Regions from separate parts of the Mus musculus genome. Here all the other regions are linked to region 1. Evidence: chromatin loops called from intact Hi-C (ENCODE). Cell type or tissue: left cerebral cortex. All regions are shown on one strand.

Region 1 (8,000 bases):
AGCTCGGACACACCCAGGATTCTCAGGATCACATGATCACAGAATCACAGAGACAACTTGACTCTGAGGCGTTCTTATACAACCAAGAGCACAGTCAGACATAGCCAAGGGCAGGTAGCACTAGAGATAACCAGATGGTGGGACGCAAGTGTAAGAATATAAGCGGGGCTGATGAGATGGCTCAGTGGTTAAGAGCACCGACTGCTCTTCCAAAGGTCCTGAGTTCAAATCCTAGCAACCACATGATGGCTCACAACCATCCATAACAAGATCTGACGCCCTCTTCAGGTATGTCTGAAGACATCTACAGTGTACTCACATAAAATAAAATAAATAAATCTTAAAAAAAAAAAAAAAAAGAACATAAGCAACAGAAACATCATCAGACCCCAATTCTCCCACCATAGCAAGTCCTGGATACCCCAACACACCAGAAAAGCAAAATTCAGATCTAAAATAACTTCTCATGATGATAATAGAGGACTTTAAGAAGGACATAAATAACTCCCTAAAAAGAAACACAGTAGAACACAGGTAAACAGCTAGAAGCCCTTAAAGAGGAAACACAAAAATCCCTTAAAGAATTACAGGAAAACACAATCAAACAGGCAAAGGAAAGGAACAAAACCATCCAGGATCTAAAAATGGAACTAGATGGCCTAGTCGGCCATCAATGGAAAGAGAGGCCCATTGGTCTTGCAAACTTTATACAGTACAGCCAAGAAGTGGGAGTGGGTGGGTAGGGGAGGGTATGGGGGACTTTTGGGATAGCATTGGAAATGTAAATGAAGAAAATACTTAATTAAAAAAATGGAACTGGAAACAATAAAGAAATCACAAACCCTGGAATTAGAAAACATAGCAAATGCTCTAAACAAAGAAAGAATTTTAAAAGCAGTAAGGGAAAAGTATCAAGTAACAAACGTATAAAGGCAGACCTATCAGAATTACACAGACTTCTCATCAGAGAGTATGAAAGCCAGAAGATCCTGGGCAGATGTCATACAGACCCTAAGAGAACACAAATGCCAGTCCAGGCTACTATACCTAGCAAAACTCTCAATTACCATAGACGGAGAAAACAAGATATTCCATGACAAAACCAAATTTACACAATCTATTTCCACAAATCCAGCCCTACAAAGGAAAATAGATGGAAAATACCAACACAAGGAGTGAATCTACACCCTAGAAAAAGCAAGAAAGTAATCTTACAACAAACCCACACAAACATAATTCCACCTCTAATAACAAAAATAACAGGAAGTAACAATCACTTTTCCTTAATATCTCTTAATATGAAAATTAATGTTACCAACATATCCTAATCGACTGAAATTCAAAAATATGAGGAATCAGAAATTTGGCTATCATCCAGTGGTCTCTCTAATATGGTAATTGGAGAAATAGGTCCAGTATTGTACAATCCATATACACTTTCTGCTTCTTTGTACATGACAGTGTCTTGCTGTGTGCCACATAATGGTCTTGAAATCATGCTTCTCCTACCTCTGCCTCTCTATTAGTAGGATTGTTTATTTGATGTTTTTACACTATACTGTGGTTTTCAGAAGAGCTTATTTCAAAATTATTTACACAGCCAAAAGAAACGTAGGCAATTAATTTGGGAGGTGGCTTGTAAGAGAACAGCACAGAGTGAAACTGAATACTTTGCTTGATATTTATAATTATTGTATCAATTTTGAAAAAGAGGACTTTATAAGTTACTCTTACTCTGAGATGAGTGCTTTTCAAAATCATCACAGCCAACGAATTAGAATCTTACCCTCACCTATCGTCTGTGCCACCCTCCAAGCAGAACCATTCTTCATTGAAACAGTTGATGAATGACTTCATGGATAGACCATCTCAATACTCACACCATTTCTTAAACAAATGTAACCTGTTCCCTGCGGGTTGAGAATGAAGATAATCACTCAAGTCAAACAGCTTTGACCATAGCAGAAAATCTGTATCCAAAAATGGTGCCTACAATTCATTCCTTGGTGTGGCAGAACTGTCAACTCTTAGCTTAGCTACCATGGAGGTAAAATTCTTTGTTGATGTAAGGGACATTGAAGTACAGCCTTATTACAATGAACTCCAATGTCCAAAAATTGTTCTTAATTTGAGTTTGTACCACAGTAAGAGCCAAGATTTTAAGCTCTACTAAAAACAAAACAAACAAACTTTATCTAGTTATATTCACTAAAAAAACTGATGGTATATTATTATTTTAAAATATCACAGTTAATACATTTGGAGTTATTTAAAATTTATAGAGAAAAACGTATATATTTTCAGTGTTGCTATAGATAAGCATCTATAGAAAACTGTTCAACTGATTGTCTAATATCAAACAACTTTTATGATACTCATTTTTATTGTTATAATATTTTATAAATTTTAAAGAATATGATAAACGAAAGGTATGGCAGGTATTGAAGGGGGTCTCTGAGAGGAGTTGGGGTACAAAAGGGAAAGAAGAATGTGATGTAAGTCTATTTACTCAAAATATGTTTTTAAATGTTAACAAATTCAGATAAATTGAAATATCTATTATTTCTCATCATAATGCAATTAAAAAAAAAGAAAGAAAAGAAAAGAAAAGAAAAGAAAAGAAAAGAAAAGAAAAGAAAAGAAAAGAAAAGAAACAAGTTCCCCCAAAAAAGAAACAAAACAAGTCCCACTCCTACTAACCATGAAGCTATTTTCACCTGGTACCTGCAGGCAAAGGGAAAATTAGTTTTCACCAATAGAGTATCATTGAACATATCAATCACACTCCAGGGGCAGCCCCAGGACTAGGAGTAGTTGGCCAACACAAAACAAACTCAATGGCCTTTTGGAGGTTGCTTTTTGCTACCTTCACTTTTTCGGGGGGGTCTTACTGGGTTTTTGTTTTGATTCTCATCTCTCTCTCTCTCTCTCTCTCTCTCTCTCTCTCTCTCTCTCTCTCAGGTGAAAGGGAAAGTGGATGGACTCTGGGAGGAAGGGAAATATGATCAAAATACATTATCTAAAAATGTTTAATTAAAAAACATATAAAGACTTTAAGAACCCAGAATTCCAACTCATTTTGATTATCAGAGCTCAGAAATATGTGGAAAAGCCATCAATGTCCAGTGAAATTCAAATAATGGAAAACACACTTGATTAAAAAATGAATAGCTTAACCACTCAGATTTTTTGACAGGTTATTTCTGGTTCTAAACTAAGTACATAGCTCTAAACTGAAGGAAATACTAAGGTTGTACTACCCCTTAGGGAAGTCTTTCAGTCAGTTATAATCTCAATTGTAAAATCTAACTTGTTTATTTAGAGCCCTACTGGTGCCATAATTCCCCAGTCCACAAACCCTATGGATAGCATTTGTAAATGAGGTCTATCTTAGACAATAAAAATAACTTGGAACCACCAACTCTGTAAATATCTCATTAGTCTTCAAAGTTTAATAATAAAATGCTTCCCTACTACTGTTTTTATTATTATTTATTATTTGATGTGTATGGGTGTACTATCTATATGTATGTCTATGTATTATGTAGCTATCTGGTGCCCACAGAATCTGGAAGAGGGTGTCAGATGCTCAGAAACTAAAGTTCCAGTAGCTGTGAGCCACCATGTGGTACTAGGAGCCAAACTGGGATTCTCTGAAGAGTAATAAGCAGCCAGTGATCCTACTATTGTCTCTCTAATGTTATTTAATTAACCCTTCCTGATAAGAAGAAGAATTTAAGATTAGAGCCGGGTAGTGGTGGCCTGTGCCTTTAATCCCAGCACTTGGAAGGCAGAGGCAGGCAGATTTCTGAGTTAGAGGCCAGCCTGGTCTACAAAGTGAGTCCCAGGACAGCCAAGGCTACACAGAGAAACCATGTCTCGAAAAACAAAAAACAAAAAAAAAAAAAAAAAAACAAAAAAAAAAAAGAATTTAAGATTAGTTTTGCTTTTAACAAAAGTAATTAAAAGTCAGCTTGCTCCATGTATTAGTGAGTGTCCAACACACATAGGCCAACCTCAGCAATGTGCGTATGCTGGGCACACGGAAAATATTTTACTTTTAATGAGGTCAAAAGATCACAGTTTTATTATCTTAGCAAATAGCAAATAGCTATATGGCACAGGGACAAGCTATTAAATCTCTCTAGATTTCAATGGATAATACTTAGAATAAACAGAAATTAATTTCACATTTAACTGTCCTAAAAGTGTCTATGTTCTCCCTGGCTTTCCAAATATTGACTTTATATCAACTTCTCACTTTTTGACATGATATATCTCAGTTCCCATATATGGTCCAGATTATAGATAGTCTTAAACAAACTTAGATTACCTTTAAACTAGTCACAATTACCCACCCAAGAGCATAAATTCTACCACGGCCTATTTATGTTCATGATTAATATATAAGATACATGCCTCTTTGTAGCTTGCATTATTTCTAAGGTCTCAGAAAGTATCCCTGTTACCCCCATCACTGGCACATTGCAATGCAATGCAATACTAAACATGAAATACAATATACAGAGAAATACTTCCTGATTAAGATGAAATATGAAACCCAGCAGGCTGGTACACATCTGCAATCCCACCACTGAGCAAGCTGAAGCAGGAAGACTTCAAACTAAGGCCGTCTAGAACACAAAGCAAAATTTTATTGAATGGAAAGAAAGTAAGGGGGAGGAGAAGGGAAGGAAGAAAATTTCAAGTCTTTTCTTGAAAAGAATGAAAAGTAATGATCATTAATTGATAATCATTGTAACTGATATATCCATATCACTGATAAATTTATAACTGACTCATAAATTTTAAGTTCTCGAAAACAAAAAATTGTTCCAATAAATGTACATATGTGTTTCTCCTGCCACTTTAGTGATCCTCCCTATAAAATCTTGTATATTGAGATCACTGACTTTTCACAGACACATAGGTGTCACCACTAGAGGCCACCAAATACTTCTTTTTCTTAAACCAACACATTTGTAAGTCATTCTAAGTCCTTACATTAGTTCACATTATAAGCAAATAACTATGAACTGTAATACCCAATAACTAAAAATGGCACACATGAATCTCTAAATAACAGTAAAAACCCCAACAAAGAAGGAAGCATGTTTCACACAGTGTACAGGATGTCTAGATCACCAGAGAACTTCTCCAGATTATAGTATACAAATATCACTACGTAGATGCCTTTGGAAATAGTGTATGTGAACGAGAGAGCTCATACTATCTCTGAATAGTGTCCCCTGCAAGCACGCGATTGCTATCCATGTGTATATACATGAACACATTATGATTGATATGTAAACTACCAGAGTCCTTTGTTTCATATTGCAAGGTATTTCACATATGTTTTTAATGTCTAAGTTGCCACCATCTACAGTAGTGATACACACAAAATTCCAGATTGCAGAAGATCGAGTATTGGGCAGATGATGTTAAGTTCCTTAGAAAACTCAGCTCTAAGTTCTTAGTGGGCTGCTGATCAAGTGTTCTGAGTCCACCTACTTTTGATACCCTCCTTCTCACTAAAAGTAGATGACCAACTACAGAAGGCCCAACTAGCCTCCAAATACTTACAGGACCAAGAGAAACTTACAAAACAGAATAAGGCTTCATCTTATCTGATCAACCACCATTCTGCATATAATATTTTCAAAAGTTTTCAAATACACCAGAGAAACAGCATTGTCATGTCTTAGATGTTGTACTTTTAAAATCCTGACCTAATTTTAGAAGGTCATAAAAATGCTTATAGTTTTATTTTTAAAGTTATAACTTTGGCTTTTACACTGAGTCTATAATGGGTTTTAAATCTATTTCTCCATACAGTTTAAAAGCAGATCGAGATTACTTGTTCAGATGGATACTCAGTTGTACTCCTATTTATCTATCCTGTCTCCTCCCCAACTACATCACTCCTGGAAACCATGGAAACTGATTTGCACTGTTCCCTGATCTATTAACACATGTCTATCTCTAAGCCAATGCCAAACCCTGTTGACTATGAAGCTTTATAGTGTATCTTGAAACAAGGTAGTATAATCACAGGTTTGTTCTCTCAAAACAGTTACAAACTGTCTTGCCCATTTGCCATACTGTCTGAAGACACATGTCTCCAATGCCTTACACTGTGTTAGACACTATCTTAGGTCTATACATAAACTCTACATCACACACTTTTAAAAGTAACCAGTAAAACATGGAACATAAAACCAACTATCTGAACCATTTTTACATGTACAGTTTTGTAGTGGTGGGTACATACACATTACTGGACAGCAATTTCTACAACTCTTTTCAATTTTGCAATGCTGAAAATCTCTGACTGAAAACAATTTAGTTTTTCTTTTCATCTTTTCCTACCCATGGAAACCTTCATTTTACTTACTGTTTGTATAAATTTGGCTACTCTAAATGCCACCTATAAATGGAAATTATATAGTATTTGTCTTTTAGTGACTCACTTGTTCCCACTGCACAATGTTTTCAAGGTCCACTGATGCTTTTATCAAACTTTCATATTTGTGACTGAATAATATTCCACTGTCCTGCTAAGTGTTCATCTATCCATCTGCCTCTGGACACTTGTGCTCCTTTCACTTTGGGGCTACTGTGAGCACCACTGTTAAGGGACTTGTAAGTACAAACGCCTGATTCCTTGGTTTCAGTTCTTTTGAACACACCCAGAAATGGAACTGCTGGCTCACAAAGTGATCTCACTTTACTGAAGAGCTGCTAAACTGTTCCCACAATGGTGGCATTGTCTAACATTCCCACCAACAGTGCACCAGACTTCAATTTCCCCCAAGCTGACATTTCTTTTTTATTTCTTATTTATTTATTTATTTATTTATTTATCGAGACAGGGTTTCTCTGTATAGCCCTGGCTGTCCTGGAACTCACTTTGTAGACCAGGCTGGCCTCGAACTTAGAAATCCACCTGCCTCTGCCTCCCAAGTGCTGGGATTAAAGGCATGCACCACCACGTCTGGCCAAGCTGACATTTCTTATTTTCTGAAGTTTTGACAGTAGCCATGGGGGCTAGAAAGATGGCTCAGTTAAGAGTGCTCTTTCAAAGACTGGAGTTCAGTTCCTAGCACAATTGCCTATAATTCCAGCTCCAGGAGATCTAACAACTCTAACCTCCAAGTGTTAGAGTTGCACTCATGTATACATAGCCATACACAAATACACACATATAGACATCGAAACATCATCATTGTCAATAGTAATAATAATAATAGTAATAATAATAATAATTTTAATAGTAGGCATGGCTACTATATACAATGGCTTTTATTTCATTTCACTAATGAAATAGTAAATCTTGCCCTAGATTTGTAGCCCTCTATAGATTTTATGCCATAGTTTCTCCTTCATAACAGTGGTGTTATAATCTGACAATTAACAATTGGCAATCTTAATTAAACAAGTCTCTACTAATGGATTTGTGTAATTTCCAATCTTTACCATGAATGACACACACACACATATATGTACAACTGTGTATACAAGTAGCCGTAATCTATTTGTTCAGGATAGCCCCAATTTAAGAATTCCTCCCAATTCCACTTACTCTCAGAAAACATTCCAGTTTAATTAAATAATTACTCTAATTTTAGTTTTAACATTAGGGAAAGGTGCTTTAAGTAAAATTAGGCAGGAGTTACCTTTGATTCAAGTTTTCAGACTATTATCAGAACTCACCTGCACTGGAAACCTACTACTAGCTAGACTAAAATATGAATGAACTCTCACTGAGACATGTAACCAATATGATTGGATTATGGGTATGGTGACATGCAGAAAGGAGAAAAGCACAACTAGGAATCAAGCATACAACACTCTCAGAGCGAAGATGACACGTCAATGGAGCTAAGAGTAAGAAAACACACAGCCGCGCAGAGTGGATATATCTAGAATCCCAACACTTGGGATAGTGCCAAGAGGATCAGGAGTGTAAAGTTATCCTTAGCTATGGGGCAATTTTGAGG
Region 2 (8,000 bases), 66 kb after region 1:
TATCTTCTTTACAGTTTCTGGACTTTTTAGGTTGACACAGTTGTAGATTTACCAACAGTTAAAGGAATAGCAAGCACCATGGACCCCTTTACCTCATTTCCCTCAATAGACAAGTTGCATCCTTACAGTAAGTACAGTATCACTGTTAGGATGCTGGTCTCATATAAGAAGCCACCATTCTTCCTCAGATTTCCCCATTTTTACCTGTGTGTGTGTGTGTGTGTGTGTGTGTGTGTGTGTGTGTGTCCTTTAACCCCAGCACTTAAGAGGCAGAAACAAGTGGGTCTCTATGAGTTTTTGAGGTCAGTGTCATCTACATAAATAGTTCCAAGACATCTAGGGCTACATAGTGAGACTCTGTCTCAGAAAGAAAGAAAGAAAGAAAGAAAGAAAGAAAGAAAGAAAGAAAGAGAGAGAGAGAGGGAGGGAGGGAGGGAGGGAGGGAGGGAGGGGAGGGGAGGGGAGGGGAGGGGAGGGGAGGGGAGGGGAGGGGAGGGGAAAAAGAGAGGGGGAGAAGAAGGAAGGAAGAAAGGAAGGAAGGAAGGAAGGAAGGAAGGAAGGAAGGAAGGAAGGAAAAGAAAAGAAAAATCTGAGGTCAGCAATATGGCTCAGCAAGTATAGGCTCTTGCTGCCAAGCCTAATGACCTAAATTTCATCCCAGGAACCCACATGCTAGAAGTAGAAAATGAACTCTGGAAAACTGTCCTCTGATTTTCACATGTACACACATAACACTAAATAAAGGAAAAATATTTTAATTAAAAGTAATTCAACTAAAATTATTCTTAATGGCAAAGACACTTTAAAAATAATAGTAATGTATTGGTTGAATAATACCAGAAACACTCTGGGGCTGGAGAGATGGCTCAATGGTTAAGAGCACTGACTGCTCTTCCAGAGGTTCTGAGTTCAATTCCCAGCAACCACATGATGGATCACAACCATCTGTAATGGGATGGGATGCCCTCTTCTGGTGTGTCTGAAAACAGCAACAGTGTACTCACATACATTAAATAAATAAATAAATATTAAAAAAAAGAGCTGGGCGTGGTGGCGCACGCCTTTGATCCCAGCACTCGGGGAGGCAGAGGCAAGTGGATTTCTGAGTTCGAGGCCAGCCTGGTCTACAAGTGAGTTCCAGGACAGCCAGGGCTACACAGAGAAACCCTGTCTCGAAAAACCAAAAAAAAAAAAAAAAAAAAAAAAAAAAAAAAAAAGAAAGAAAAAAAAAAGAAACACTCTGGTATTAAACACACAAATTTCATATCACTACATATAAGCATCATATTATTATAATCTGATTAGCTTTTAGAGAGAGTTGGATTAATAAAGCCTTATTAACTCCCAAAGGTAGTTGTATAACAAAAGGTTAGAAAATAAATTAGATTGATTCTTCACTTATAGTTTAAAAAAAATCACTTTGTAGATTTTTATCCTATACAGCTCAGGTAGTTTGGAAAACACGCTGACGATTTCATATAAACTTGCAGATACTTGCCCATGATTTAAGAATTTTTCAGTCTTCCAACTGAGGAATGAATGAACAAACACATAGCAATATAAAGAAACAATGTATGCCTGGGGCTGGGAACATAGCTTGATTGATAAGAGTGCTTGCTTACCATGTAGGAAGCCCCAGACTCCATTTCTAGCACCACATAAACAAGGCATGAGGGTACACACCTATAATCACAGCATTGGAGACAGAGGCAGGAGGAGGAGAAGTTCAAGGTCATCCTGAACTACATCATAAGTTTGAGGTTAGTCTGAGCTACAGGGGAAAGGGAAGGAGAGAGGGAAAGGGAAAGAAAGGAAAGGAACTGAACAGTTCAGCAATGAGTACAGGTCAATGGCAGACTACATGCTTAGCATGGCTGAGGTCCTGGGCTCCATACTCAGCATCGAAGGGAAAGGGGAACAGTGAAAGGAGACAATTACTAATCACTACAACATGGATAAATCTCAGTGATGACTCTAAGTAGAAAATAAGCCAAACATTCAAAAAAAAAAAAAAAACTGATTCTATTAATGTGCCACTCTAGAAAGACAAAAACATACAGACAGAAAGCAGATCTGCAGCCACCCGAGGCTAGGGAGGAAACAGACTGCAAAAAAGGCATAAGAAGACTTTTTATAGAGAAGGAAATGTTCTATATCTTGATTGTGGCGGTGACTACACTAGTGTATACAGTTGCTTAAAACCACTCAGCTGTTACCATAAATTTTTTGCACAAAAAATATGCTTGAATAAAATACAAATTATGCAAAAATATAACAGAAAAAGTGTATATTTCATACTTGAGATTATAATTTATGCCATATTCTGAGTTTTATTTTTAAAAAGGAAAGAAAGAAATCTTCCCTTTGTTCAGTGTGGGAAGAAGAGTAGTCTTAGTAGCCAAAGGATAGAAGTGGGGCTCACTGAGGGGGAAATCCAGAAGGGCCAAAGCCAAGCATATCCTATCAGAGACCCTGGGTCAAAGCAGGAGGAGCAAACTTGCCTGGAGCATTAAAATGCAAAGAAACTGGGCTGGAGAGATGGCTCAGTGGTTAAGAGCACTGACTACTCTTCCAGAGGTCCTGAGTTCAACTCCTAGTAACCACAGTAAAGGGGATCCAATGCACTCTTCTAGTGTGTCTGAAGAGAACCACAGTGTACTCACATGCATGAAATAAATAAATCTTTATAAAAATGCAAAAAAATTAGAGTGAGGAGGATACCTCATAAGGGAGTAACCCTAAGTGGGAGATCAGAGCATGACCTTTGTTAGTAGGCAAGGCTGGCAGACGCTGATTACAATCAAAGGTAAAGTATGTACTTCCTGACAAGACACAGTGAACACCACTGCTGTCATACATACACTGGCCCAAGCATATGTACCCAGCACAATAAAAGTAACTGACCTATAACCATCAAAGGTGACAAGACCATGAAGAAGAGGAAGGAACTGATCCATACTGAGAGACTAAAAAGATAATGAAACGCTGCAGCACTTAACTGTACTACTTTCACCAATTATGAAATTAATAGCATAATCAACAAAACCCAAATTAAGTAAAATACTGGGTCAGCATGAATTTTCTATTTTGTAAAGAATTAGTTATCTATTTTATGTATGTGAGTGCACTATAGCTGTCTTCAGACACACCAGAAGAGGGTATCAGATCCCTTTACAGATGGTTGTGAGCCACTATGTGGTTGCTGGGAATTGAACTCAGGACCTCTGAAGAGCAGCCAGGGCTCTTGACCTCTGGGCCATCTCTCCAGTCCTGAATTTCCTATTTTGACAACTGTACTGCCATTGTGTAGACCAATGTTCCTGTTTGTATAAAATTCACGATAAACCATTCTGAGTGAAGGAGCATAAGGGCAGTAGCTTCCTCTTAAAATGTCCGAAAAATAAAATAACAATAATTATGTATCATACTTACAACTTTTTCAAGTTTGTTACTGTTTCAAAATTGTTGTGGGTGTGGGAGGAGGACAAATATCTGTGAGTTCAAGGCCAGCCTGGTCTACATAGGAATTCCAGGACAGTCAGGGCTCTGTAGAGAAACCCTATCTTGGGGGGCGGGGGGGGGGGGGGCACACAAGATAAAATTGTTGTGGGTGAAGAACAATGTAACTAAAAATGGAACAAGGTGAAAAACAAAACTGATTCTGCACACTGGCAATCTTACCAGACTGACAGACTATGTCACCTTGGTAAGAGACTCAAAATTTTCTAAGAAAGGACAGGGCATTTTGGAGCAGCCAGAAGATTCTCCAAATACAGCCCGACGTCTTCTCCTTTTATTTATTGTGTGTCTTCATGGTGGGAGTGGGCATGCATGCCAGGGCACACCCAGGAAGGTCAGAGGACAACTGTGGGCAATCAGTTCTTGCCTGGCACCTTTTCATGGCTCAGGTCTCCAGGCTTGCCCAGCAAGAGCCTGCTTCTCCTAATTGACCTCAATTAGGTAGTGGTGAGAAAAGAATGTGAAGGCTCCCATCTCTGAAATAAATCCTTAGGGATAAATAATAAAAAGAGGTGGGCAGAACAATGGTATGCTGGTGCAACGACTAACATCAGCAAAGCACAACCTAAGCACCTCGGGGACATGGAAGGGGGTGGAGCGCTGGTATCTAAAATCCCTTGCAACTGCGAGACTGTAGCTTCCCCTGCTCTACAATAACCTTGTTAGCACATCCCGCTTATCTATAAACAGCAACACAAAGAGATACAATTACGAAAATGAACGTGCATGAGCCCTGTATACTTCTGGTTGTGCTAGTCCACCGAAGTGTAAAAAGCAACCTATCTGCCAAACTGTTCCTTGTGAAAAATTCTCGGCCGAGAAAAACCAGAGAACAATCAAAACACGTGAGAGCTAAGTGAGAGAGAGCACCTGCAGTGGTCGGCCGGCTCTCTTTGCTTAGCAGAGTCCTTTCATTCTGGAATGCCGACACATACGTCCTGAAACAATTTTCCTAGAAATGTTTCAAAGTGCTCGGATCCTTTGACCTATCCAAGTACCCGGCGTTCGGCCGGGATGTCCAGCCTCCCCCTCCCCCCACACACACCCCGGGCCGGCGGGAGGCAGCGCAGGACTCTCGGCACTTCCTTTCCGGGAGGACTGCCCCCAGCGTCACTCCTATTCAGGATGCAGGACACAGTGTATCCCTAGGAGCCTCGTACAGTGTGCTCCCGCCCTCCCAACTCCACAGGCACGAGGGCGCGGTCCCGGGTGCCAGCCGCCTCCGCAGAAGCGCGTGGCGGCGCGCGGGCAGGCTCGCCACCGGTCCGGCCCGCCAGTCCCCGGCCGCACCGCCGCGGCCTAGCCCCGCTACCGCCGTCCGACGGTTCCCTCACACACGCCCACCGCAGCCAGGCTCGGCCCCGCCGCGAAGGCCGACACCAGTCGACCCGCAGCTCCTCCACCGCGGGACCCGGCCCGCCCGCCTCCCCGCCTCCCAGCCGCGACGCCCGGCCCCGCCGAGCCCACTGGACGGCTGCCGGGGGCGGAGGCGAAGCCCGGGGGCGGCGCCCGCCCCACACCCTTACCTGGCTTCTCGTGGTCGTAGCCTACCACAATGAAGTAGTCGGCCAGCCGGGCCATGACCGCCGCCGCCGCGCCCGGGAAGCGGGTTCCCGTCGCCGCCCTCGCCGCCGCCGCCGCCCACCCGGCCCGGGCGAGCTCAGCATTTTCCCTTCGGCGGCTGTAGCGGTAGCAGCGGCGCTTCAGCCATGTTTGACAACCGAGGCGCTCACTGCGCCTGCGCCGCGCCTCGCGCCCGCCCCTCCCCCGCCCCACCCGAAAGGGCTCGACGACCCAGTGCCCGGCGTCCGCGAACCCACGCGGCGCCCGGAGGCCGCTCGGACACGCGGCTCGCGAGGTGGGCGGCCCGGCGCGGCCTGGCCTCGCGCCGCCACCGAGGCCGGGCGCTTAGAGGCCCAGCTGCTGCCTCAACGCCCCCCACCCCCGCCCGGTTCTTTATTTTCCTGGAGCAGGGGTCCTTCCTTCCGCCATCTCCCTTTTGCAGTCGGGGGGAAAAGGGGATGGAGGGGTGCGGGGTCACTTGGAAAGTTTGTTCTTTGGTGCCGCTTGCTGCCACCGGCAGCACGGATGAAATTCTCCCGCCCTCGGCTGGAAGCTTGGAATTTGCACCGCCAAGGCTTTTTGCTGCACGTTTCCTGTTTATGTTGTGCAGATGGGAATTTTAGAAACATGCCACCAAGCAGGCGGGGGAGGAAAAGACTTGCGCAATCTTCAGAGGCGCCTCTGGTTTCGGGGCTGCCTGGGCTGGGGGCGGTCAGCTTGGGCTTTCCTCTGAGTGCCCCAGGGAGTTATTCCACCTAGGAACAGGGGCATCCCCGGGATCCTCCTAAAATGGGCCGGTCTCTCCCCGGGGAGCCCCGCCCGCCTGACTTTCACTGCCTTTTTCACTGTCTCAGGACTTTTCAGGCTGAAGCAGGTGTTAACTTCAAGTTGCTCTACTGCAAACACTCCACAGAATTCATAGGGCACTTTGAGAGCCTAGAGAGCATTCAAGTCGATTGCGTTTTTAAGAAATATCTCCTACCGATGTTTTCTAATTTGGCTGGCACACTTGGATTTGTCACTTTTTTTTTTTAACTTTGTTACTTCTTAATGATCATGAAATTTTAGTAGTAGTGTATGTATTTGAACTATGAAGTTTTCAGAACCTATGGTTTAGAAGTGATCGTGAAGCCATCGTTCACTGAGGGTTTGATCCTTCTATAGATTGTACGTAGTAGGTTCTAACGTGCCTAGTGCAACACACGCCCTCTGCCAAAGACCAGCAGAAAGCTAGTGCCTGGAGCTGTGAACTCAGAGTCCAAAGGGTCATAGTCTCAGCTGCTCTGACTAATTCTCTCTTCTGGGCCAGCGTTCCCCTTTCCCGCTTCCGCGTTGGAAATTGAACTTAGGGCCTCCTACATGCTGGGCAAGCCTGCTACCGTTAAACTATATCGACAGCAAAAGGCCAGACCTTTCAGCAGGTCTGAGAGGGTTGGGCTATGCTAGAAGAATTGAAAGGGAAGGGGTACTTTACCTCGGGACCTCCTTTGTAATCAGCTTCTAGTCAGACGGAATCAGCATACCTGCAGTGATGAAAACTAGGTTAGTTTTCAAAATAATGAAAGCAAACAAAACAACCTGCCACACCTCATAGAGAAAATTTCCAGGTAACTTCCCTGGGAGCTCTTCCTCCACTTTTTCAGTAAAGAGTAATCTCACTTCCTCTACAGACTGCCATTCCAGTGCTTAACAGCCATGGTAGAAAGTCCTTCCCTATTCTGTCGGCGGCGTTGTCCTCCTGGAACTGCCTTGATTACAGCTGGTAGGGGATGGATTCCATATAAATTATTATTGTGGGGATTTGTTCCCTCAATTTTACTTTTTTTTTTTTTAATTTGGGATAAGGTCTGGGAAGATGATTCAGCAGTTGAGAGACCTGTGCTGCCTGCCCTTCCAGGGGACTGGAATTGATTCCCAGCAGCCACAGGGACAGTTCACAACCATGTGTGACTCCATTTGCACAGGATCCAATACCTTCTGGCTTCCTCCAGCAGCAGGCATGCATGTGGCACACAAACATCCAAGCATCCATACACATAAAATATTAAAAATATTTAATACCTTGTGGACAATGACTACATCTGTCTAGTTTCAAACATTTTCTTCACCCAAAATCCATTAAACAGACATAACTATTTCTCTCTCTAGGTCCTGGCTATAACACCATTACTTTCTGATTCTATAAGTTTGCCCATTGTAAGATACTTCCTATAACTTGAATTATAAAGTATATGCCATTTTGTGTCTAAGAATCCTGCTTGCTTTATTGTTTCCTAGTTCTAACCCTACTTTATTGTCAGTACTGCCTAGAGTTACATTGGAGCTTCAGTGCTACATTCCCCTTACTGCTAAATAACCCTGCACTGTCTGTGTGACCATGTTTTGCCTATCCACTGGTAGGTTGGGGCATTGTTTCTACTTTATGGGTACTGGCACTATGACCATGTATAGAAAGTATGTGAATGTCAATTTGCAATTCCATTGGTATATCCTTAGGAACAGCACTACCGGACAGTACTGAATTACATGTGGTAATTCTCTGTTTAATTTTGAGGAACCACCAACTGTTTTCCACAATGGCTTTGTGATCTTACCTCTCAGCACTGATCAAGGATTTTAACTTTATATCTTTGTCAACACTTGTTTTCCTGTTTTCTTTTGTTTTTAATATTATAGACATCTTAATAGGTATGGATTATTTCTGTTTGTTGTTTTGTTTTGTTTTTTGTTTGCTAGCTTGCTTTTTGAGGCAGGGTTTCTCTGTGTATCCCTGGCTGTCCTGGAACTCACTCTGTAGACCAGGCTGGCCTCAGACTCAGAGATCCTCCTGCCTCACACTCATGAGTACCAGAATTAAAGGCATGTGTGGGTATGTGCGCGCGTGCGCACGCGAGCCACCACTACTTGGAAAAATAGGT
Region 3 (8,000 bases), 150 kb after region 1:
ACAAAGAGCCATGCACGGTGGAACATTACAGTTCTCCTGTGTGGTAGCACTGAGGAGACAGAGACGGGAGGATCTCTGGATCTTGCTGACAAGCCAGACTAACTGAATCAGTAGTGAGCCACAGGTCCATTGAGACAGCTTATACGCTGGTCTGAATGAGAAATATCCCGTATAGTCTCATTTATTTGAACGCTTGGTTCCCAGATGGCGGTGCTGTTTGGGGAGATTACGAAGTCTCTCTATGAGGATGTGCTTGCTGGAGGAAGTGTGTCCCTGAGGGCAGACCTGGAGAGTTTATTGCCCTACCCAACTCCCTTTTGTGTAGATGAAAGTGTGGCTTCCTGATACATTTTTCATGCCTTTTCTGCTATGGGAGTCTGTCTTTCCATAACTGGGAGCTAAAAATAGACCTCTTCCCCCCCTCCCCCCCGCTAAGCTGCTTTTAGTCATGGTATTTTATCATAGCAAAAAGTAATTAACACACCCTATCTTAGGGAAGGAATTAAAGGATTGGGGAAGACACTCAATATTGACCACCAGCCTCCACATACACTTGCATACATGAGAACACACACACACACACACACACACACACACACACACACAGAGAGAGAGAGAGAGAGAGAGAGAGAGAGAGAGAGAGAGAGAGATGCATGCACAGAAGCACATGCTAACACACCAAATAAATAAATAAATAAATAAATAAATAAATAGATAGATAGATAAATAATAGACCTCCATTTTTTTTTGTTTTTACAGACTTGCTCACTCCCTTCACCCATCCCTTTTCTTAGAGAGGACAGGTTTCCATATTACCCTCCTAGACTGTCATTTGCATCAAGAAAGACCCTGACTTGCTGAGTTAGAGTTCATACACTGTCTCTCCTCTTCAGCTCTTGGTGCATCTTGGCATATGAACCCCAGAGCTGTCTTCTTGCCTTTGTCCTGTAGATGAATCACCCTGCTTCTCTCACGTGCCCTTCACCAAGCTTTCCCACGTTCCAGTTCGTCTTAGTCTGTAGTCTCTAGGTTTGCCTTGTATTCCTTTCTCTGAAAACTCTCCCAGATAAATCACAGCTGTGATGCCAACCCTGCACCTCTCCCAGAATAGCATGAGGCAGAGTTAGCCAGGCCTTGGGAGAGCATCCAGGAAGCCTTTGTGTTATAGATGAGAAAACAAGCCCTTCTGCCTAGAGGATACGGGACTCATCCAAGGTCTTGACTTTGAGTTGGGGCCAGAAATAAACTCTTCTGTCTTCACGGCTTTCTGCTTTTCTAGTACTGGACTGCTGCCTCCTTCTTTAGGCTTCCAACGAACCCTTTTTTGGCTTTGATCTTTCAGGTGTCACATCCATAGAGGCAAGTTATCGGCTCAGCTTTGCTGAGTGTCTGATCCAGAACTGTAGAAGAAAGCTTGGCCAAAGGAATGCAGATGATAGTGAGTGGCTCGCTTGGTAGTGCCCAGAGGAAATGACTTCTACTGTCAAATCATAGTTTGAGAATGCATCATGCGAACAAATAGTATCCTGGTAGACTTCACGCTGAATCTGAACTTGGTGAAGGTTCACGGCCGTCGGAACTGCTGTCCTCCCCGTCTGTGTTCTGGCAAGAAAACTGTTTTGTTTTTGTGGCTTTGGGTGGTGTTTTTCTCATCAACGGGGGCTGATTCCTGACTGAGTTCCAACCAACACTACCGGCTGTGCCCTGAGAGTTCTGGAGGGAAGAAGATAATGACGCCATCTACTAAGCTCCTTCCCAGGCACACTCAGTGACAGCAAGAAAGCCCTTATTAGTCTCTTGTTTACTGAGGATACTATGTCCCAGAGAGGTTGAGTGCTTAACTCAAGGCCACACAGCCAGTAAGTTATCACAGCCAGGGAAGTTGCTGAAGTGCTTCCCACACAGGCATGACATCCTGAGTTCAGCTCCCTAGAACCCATGTTTTTTGTTTTGTTTTGTTTTGTTTTTTAATTGGGTACAGTGCCCTATGTCTTCTGATCTCAGTGCTTGGGAGCAGAGAAGAGAGGTGGATCTTTGAGTCAGGCTCACTAAATTTGTGAATTTTATGTCTACTGAGAAACCCTGTTTCAATAAATGAAACAAGCCACCCAGTGCCAGCTCTAGCCACGCACACACAGGTGCATATGTATACCCACAAACACATGCACCCACATAAATACTTATATCTGCCCCAGATAAAACAGCCCAGTCTCACCATTAAGCACATGGTTTCTGTCTCCGTTACTCACTGCGATGGTCTGAAGTTGAGGCTTCAATAGTTATGAGAACTTGATCGTTCCTTTGGCCACTCTTTTTCTTCATGTTTAAAATTGGAAATCAAGTAAGTTTCTCATCAGAACGGTGGCTGATTAAATGCGTCATTATATGTAAAGTTCTCATCCATGCGTCTGATGGGCAGTGAGTTCTTACTATGGTTGGCATAGTGTGCGGTCAGTCTGCCCTCCTCTCCAACGGGAATTCCCCCAGGAGATCGCAGAGGAGGTTGATTTCAAATGCCGTCATGCTGTATGACCTTTTGAGTCGACCCAGGTTGCCTGTTCACTTAACTTCATTTAAGAAACTGTAATACTCGAAGATAATCCTGCGCAATCATCTCCATGACTCATGGTAATTAGGCACACTAGGTCAGTGATCCGTATAAATAGTTGAATTTATTATTATGTTTGTGTAACCAAGAGACATTTTAAGATGGTCTTTTTTTAAAAAATTGGTATTCTTTAGTGTTTATAACAACACATCTATGCCATCGCATCTCTGTTATAGGCACCATTTAATTCCAATCGCATGCCACAGCAGTGACTCACAGTGAAAGACAAAAATAGGAAAGAAATATATTAGACAGGGCACTTGGAAAATGGGGGAGGGGAGATGGGATGCAGTATAAAAGTGCTAATTTCCTGATTGATATTGCCTAAAACTGGATTATAATAAGATAAAAGAGGGTTTTAGTCTCAAACTAGTATTCTAAATAAAGTTTGTTCTTGTTGTTTTGTTTTGAGACAAGTTCTTACCTTGTAGCTCAAGCTGGTCTCAAACTTTGAATTTTGCTTCAGCCTCTTGAATGTTGGGATCACAGGTAAACACTACCATATATGGCTAAGAAACACTTATTGTGGAAAAGAAATAAAGACAAGAAATTCTGTTACTTTAGTGTTTTTAATCTGTTAAATAAAGATCAATATCAACTCTTTCACTATATATATATATATATATATATATATATATATATATATATATATATAGTGACTCAACTCTTTCACGGGGTTTTCATATCAGATATTTACATTACCATTCATTATAGTAGTAAAATTACAGTTATGATGTAGCAATGAAATAATCTTATGGTTGAGGGTCACCACAACATGAGGAACTGTATTAAGGGGTGGCAGCATTAGGAAAGTTGAGAACCACTGCATTAAAGTATGATCCCTTTATGATTTCTCCCATTCATTTATCAATTAATTCATCTATCAATTTATACTATATCCATCCATCCACTCATAATGCATTATTTGCTTTTTCTTTCTTATTCACCTATCTACTTGTCTATGCACATAAAGAAAGACACAATAATGTTTTCTTATGCCAGCTATGTTACTTTGGGGTGGTATTATATTGAAGATTCAAGACTTTTTCTTTGTGTACTTTAATATTGTTAGAATTTCTTATAGTAGGTATATAATGCTTTTATAAAAGCGAAAGAGAGAGAGAGAGAGAGAGAGAGAGAGAATATCAACGCTCCCGAATTTTCCACAACATGGGTCTCCCTTTTGTACATTCCACATTGTCCATAGCCAAGGCCCTTAGGCTCATCTAATACCTCAGTAAATAATGACCCCATCCCTAGACCCTGCTGCTGAGGTCACACAGCAGTCCTCAGTGATGGAGACCTTGAGTGACAGGCTGTTGCTGGCCTAGTGGGAGGCATATGACTGAGGGGCAAAGGAAAGAAGGCTCAAGGACAGAAGGACATGAAGACTCCGAGTCCTGGCATTTCTTGCCTCACTTGTGAGGATATCAAGCCTAGAGGGAAAAATAACTTGTTTAGAGTCACTATATTGCAAACATCTAAGCTAATTGTTCCCCCTCTAAATAATAATCCTTTTTCTACACATTTGTGAATAAGAAGAAAAGAAAGGTAGGCTGTTATGTCCTTAGACTTGACATGGAAACAGAACAATAAAGAAGTCATCAGGAAGTAGAGAGAGATTAGGTACACATCCCTTCCATCCCCTAGCGGCTGACCCTGCCTTCTATTGGGTTCACCAGAATGAGCATCTATAGGGACTGCTAGACCCTCTAGAAGCATCTACAGCAGGTATTGCAGTGTTCAGAGGAATCCCATGTGGGCTGACTGTAACGCCGGGTTTGACTGGTATGGAAAAGCTGCCGAAAACTCTGGAGGCCTGTTTGCTGCATAAGGGGGCTACAGAAAGTTGTTTTAGGCTCTCGTGGTACTTTACACTTCTCTGATAGGATGGTGCTTGGGGTGTGGAAGGTACTCTTTCAGGACCCTGGAGGGCAGCCCCTGTTCAACTTCAGCTAATCGTCAGCACCTCCCTCGTGGACAGCGCCATACTTCCCAGCAGTGACTGGACCATCCCCGTTGGGACACCTTGTGTGCTGTGGATGTAGACAATATTCTTTCCCCCTCTCTTTCTTTCTTCTTTTTTTCCCCCACCCCTGCCTCCTCCTCCCTCACTAATTCATTTTTATATAAGGAAGTTTCAATTCAAGTTTTTTTTTTTAAACAGGCATGATGTATAAAAAGGAATACACAGTCCAAATAAAGAATTCCTTTGGCTAAATATAAGAGCTGGAGTGCTTAGCTAGAAACAGTCAAGGGATGTGTTTGTCATTGTTCAGGAATGTTTTATAACAGATTTTTTTTCAGACTCAAACCAACTTTAAGGACACATCATCTTACAAAATTGTTTTGGGCTATTTCCCAGTGTTAATGCAATACGGGAGGGGTTAGCCGGGCATGGAAACCTTAGAATTCCAAGTATTTAACAGCTTAAGGCTAAAGTTCAGAATATTTGAAATCTGGGCTGTTTCGGAAAAATCCAGAATTAGGACGACCATGTCCATGGCCAGCTGTCTAGCGTGACTCAGGTAAAAGAGAGAAATCCAACAGGAAATGGAAGCCTGTCCTGGCATTGTAAACATGTGCATAGGAAGTGAGGATGCATGGAAAACTTCCTACTGACAAAGAAAAGAAAGGTTAGGAAACCCATGAAGCCACCCATTGTTTCGCTTACTGGGAGAGGAACGCTGGCAAACCATCCTGTAAGAAAGCACGTGGCCAGGCCAGCTGCTGCCAGGGGAGGCTGTTCACTTTTAGCAGATGGCTCACAAAACAGTCTTCGCCTTGAGAAGTGTCCTTGGCTGGAGCCTGGGTCTCAGCCAGGACGCCTCAGAAACACAGTTTTGTCAATGCTTGAAGTGGCCCCATCCAAGCTCACAGGTGCCTGGTGTGTTGGCTATAAGTCATTGGTAATGGGAGGCAGAAAGGCATGGGGACTGACGCATTGGCTACCTCTAGTCAATAGCTTCTCTTTTTCTTTAAGACAGTGTCTCACTATACAGTCCTGGCTGACCTGGAACTCTCAACATAGACCAGGCTGGCTCTGAACTGACAGAGATCAGCCTACCTCTACCTCTGGAGTGGCCTGTTAAAGACAGGAACCACCATGTCAGGCTATCCTCTTTTTCGATAAGAAAAAAAAAAAGATGACTGGGCTTGGAGAGATGGCTCTGCCTGTACACTTGCTCTTCTAGAAGACATGGGTTCAATTCCCAGCACCCATTTCAGGCAGCTTGCAACTGCTTCCAACTGCAGCTCCAGGGGAAACTAAACCTTTTGTTTCTGCAGGCACTATTACGCACATGCACATATCCACCCACATCTATACAATTAACAGTACAATAAATATTTAAAAATGATTGCATCTAATCAGAATATAGTGCTTTGTGCTTACCATTCCTGACCCTAAGAATAGCATCTCTGCATGATTCTAATTTTATCGTGCTCAGTTCTCAGTATGAAGGGAGGATCTTGCTGATGCCCCGTTGTGCTGCTCAGAGGAAATGGGGGTGGGGAGGAGAAGATTCCGATTAGTAACTGGAAAAGGAGGAACATTCAGAAAACAAGGTATTTGATGATTTCTGAACTTTTTATGACTGCTGATTTCTGGAGTTCATCTGGAATAGAAAGTAGACAAGCCCAGCCAAGAACATTTTGAAAAAAAATAATTTGCTCTATTTGATATCAAAATCCACAATAAAGCTACAGTGTTTAAAACATTGTAGGATTGGCATGGGAATAGACAGATACTTTCATGGAACACAATAGAGGGTACAGAAGCAGGTTGGTCTCCATGGTGGATATTTCAAATGAGAGACCAAGGGGTAGAGAATGGGTAGGGCATATTCAATATTTGATGTTATTATAGGTGCCTACTTAGAAAAGAATTAAGCTGAAATGCCTTTCCACACATATAGAAAAACAAGCATTCAAACAGACTATGGAAATAACACTAAAGAACAAAGCCAAGGAAGTTTAGAAGAAAGTTTAGTAGACTCACTCCCTTACCCAGAGGGTTACATTTCAAGACATTTCAAGGATGCTTTAAATGGAGGCTAGTATTGCTCATCCCCTCTCTATGTGCATGCATATATGCCTCCAACAAAGTCTAATTTATAAAGGCACAGTGAATTGACAATAGCAGCAATAAAGTAGAATGATTAGAACAATATACTGTAAAAATGTTTAGAAATTCTGAATTGTTTATTTCTGAAATTTTCTGTTTGGGGACTAAGGTTGACCACAGGTGTCTGAAAGCATAGGAGGTAGAGATATGGAGTGACCCCGTGAAGGGGAATGTTATTGGCCAGGTGTGGGGGCCAACCCCAGCACTTGAGGTGCTGTAGTAGGCACATATCTGTGAGTTTGGAGGCAGCCTGGTCTACATATCAAATTCTAGGACATCCAGGACTACACAGAGAGACCTTACCTAAAAAACAAAAACAAAAACAAAACAAACTAACAAAACCCCCAAAACACTAAGATAAATCAGAACAAAAGTCTTGAGGTGAACAGGACCACCTATATTTCTAAAATTTTGAGGAAAAGCCTGGCAGGCTTGATTCTCTATGTGGACAGCTCTTGTGTAGGTTAAGGCATTGTAATCGCATTGCGGTCTCATGGAAATTCTCAGCGTCTCAGTCTCCCTTTCTCTGGATTCTGCTTCTCTTTCTAGGTCACTCCTGTCCTTGAACGATGTCAGCCTGTTTCTGAGACTCAGCTCCTGCTCCCGGGTCTCTTGGGGTTTTCTGTCCACCTCATCTCTGTTTCCTTCCTTAGGTTCATCTCACGGTCTAGTCTCCATAAGAGTAGACCAGTCCTGGACAAACAGTGAATTTCGTGGATAGTCGAAGGGGGAAGAAGCATGGAGGAGGCCAAGGGAAAAGAAAGGCAGAGGGGAGGGAAAGTGTAAGCACATCAGAATGTCAAGATTCATAAACACACAGTGGCCGTAAACCCTCAGGGGGCGAGGCTGCTGTCAGAGAGGAAAAAGGATAGGAGTGACTGGGAGCTCTGGTGGACCCAGGATTTTAGGGAAAAGGGTATCAGGGAAAGAAGCTCACGTCTCAGAGAATCTGGGCAGCCCAGGGCTCTCCAGGACCTGCAGATCACTCTCAAGGAAGTGTCCTTAGTCAGAACAAAGGGAAATCCTGCCGTTCCTTGGAGGCACTCAAAACACTGAAATTCACTAAAAGTGTGTCATCTGAAAATGACCTTTGTAGCAGCCACAATTGTGTCAACTTTCTGTCTTTTAAATATAAACCAAAAAGTCTAGATTTTCTTCATTTATAAAATACTCAATTCTCCTTCCACACAAAACAGGACACAACTTAACCTGAGTGTGTGTATGCACATGACATTTTATCGGCTAGAACCTCTTCTGGTCTTTGTT

Evidence for each region. Hi-C counts contacts between places; a loop is a spot of excess contacts. Peaks named below come from ENCODE experiments on the same cell type or tissue, not always from the same donor. Only the 100,000 strongest peaks of a DNase experiment are listed, where the experiment ranks them.
Region 2: a loop joins it to region 1, with 2.0 times the contacts of the local background. A loop is called at or near these places in 13 of 42 quality-filtered maps.
Region 3: a loop joins it to region 1, with 2.1 times the contacts of the local background. A loop is called at or near these places in 2 of 42 quality-filtered maps.

The regions. Positions count from the first base shown.
Region 1 is chr7:110,543,529-110,551,528 of GRCm38, forward strand. The region is part of intron 2 of Sbf2 (SET binding factor 2); the gene reads right to left. Among named protein-coding and RNA genes, the nearest start is that of Gm46027, 58 kb to the right of the region's middle. In left cerebral cortex, a CTCF peak has its summit at 4,933 (motif pointing right); a DNase peak (open chromatin) is centred at 4,948.
Region 2 is chr7:110,609,662-110,617,661 of GRCm38, forward strand. It overlaps Sbf2 (SET binding factor 2), which reads right to left and starts at 5,259. Exons shown (of 41, transcript NM_177324.2): 1 at 5,046-5,259. The coding sequence starts at 5,100. In left cerebral cortex, CTCF peaks have their summits at 994 (motif pointing left) and 4,636; DNase peaks (open chromatin) are centred at 2,099, 4,589, 5,093, 5,757 and 1 more place; H3K4me3 peaks cover 2,247 bases; H3K27ac peaks cover 2,124 bases.
Region 3 is chr7:110,697,299-110,705,298 of GRCm38, forward strand. Gm21123 (a long non-coding RNA gene) reads right to left here and starts at 2,434. Exons shown (of 4, transcript XR_140838.1): 1 at 2,216-2,434. In left cerebral cortex, no CTCF peak of the experiment used is centred here; DNase peaks (open chromatin) are centred at 1,094, 4,394, 4,727, 4,948 and 2 more places; H3K27ac peaks cover 779 bases.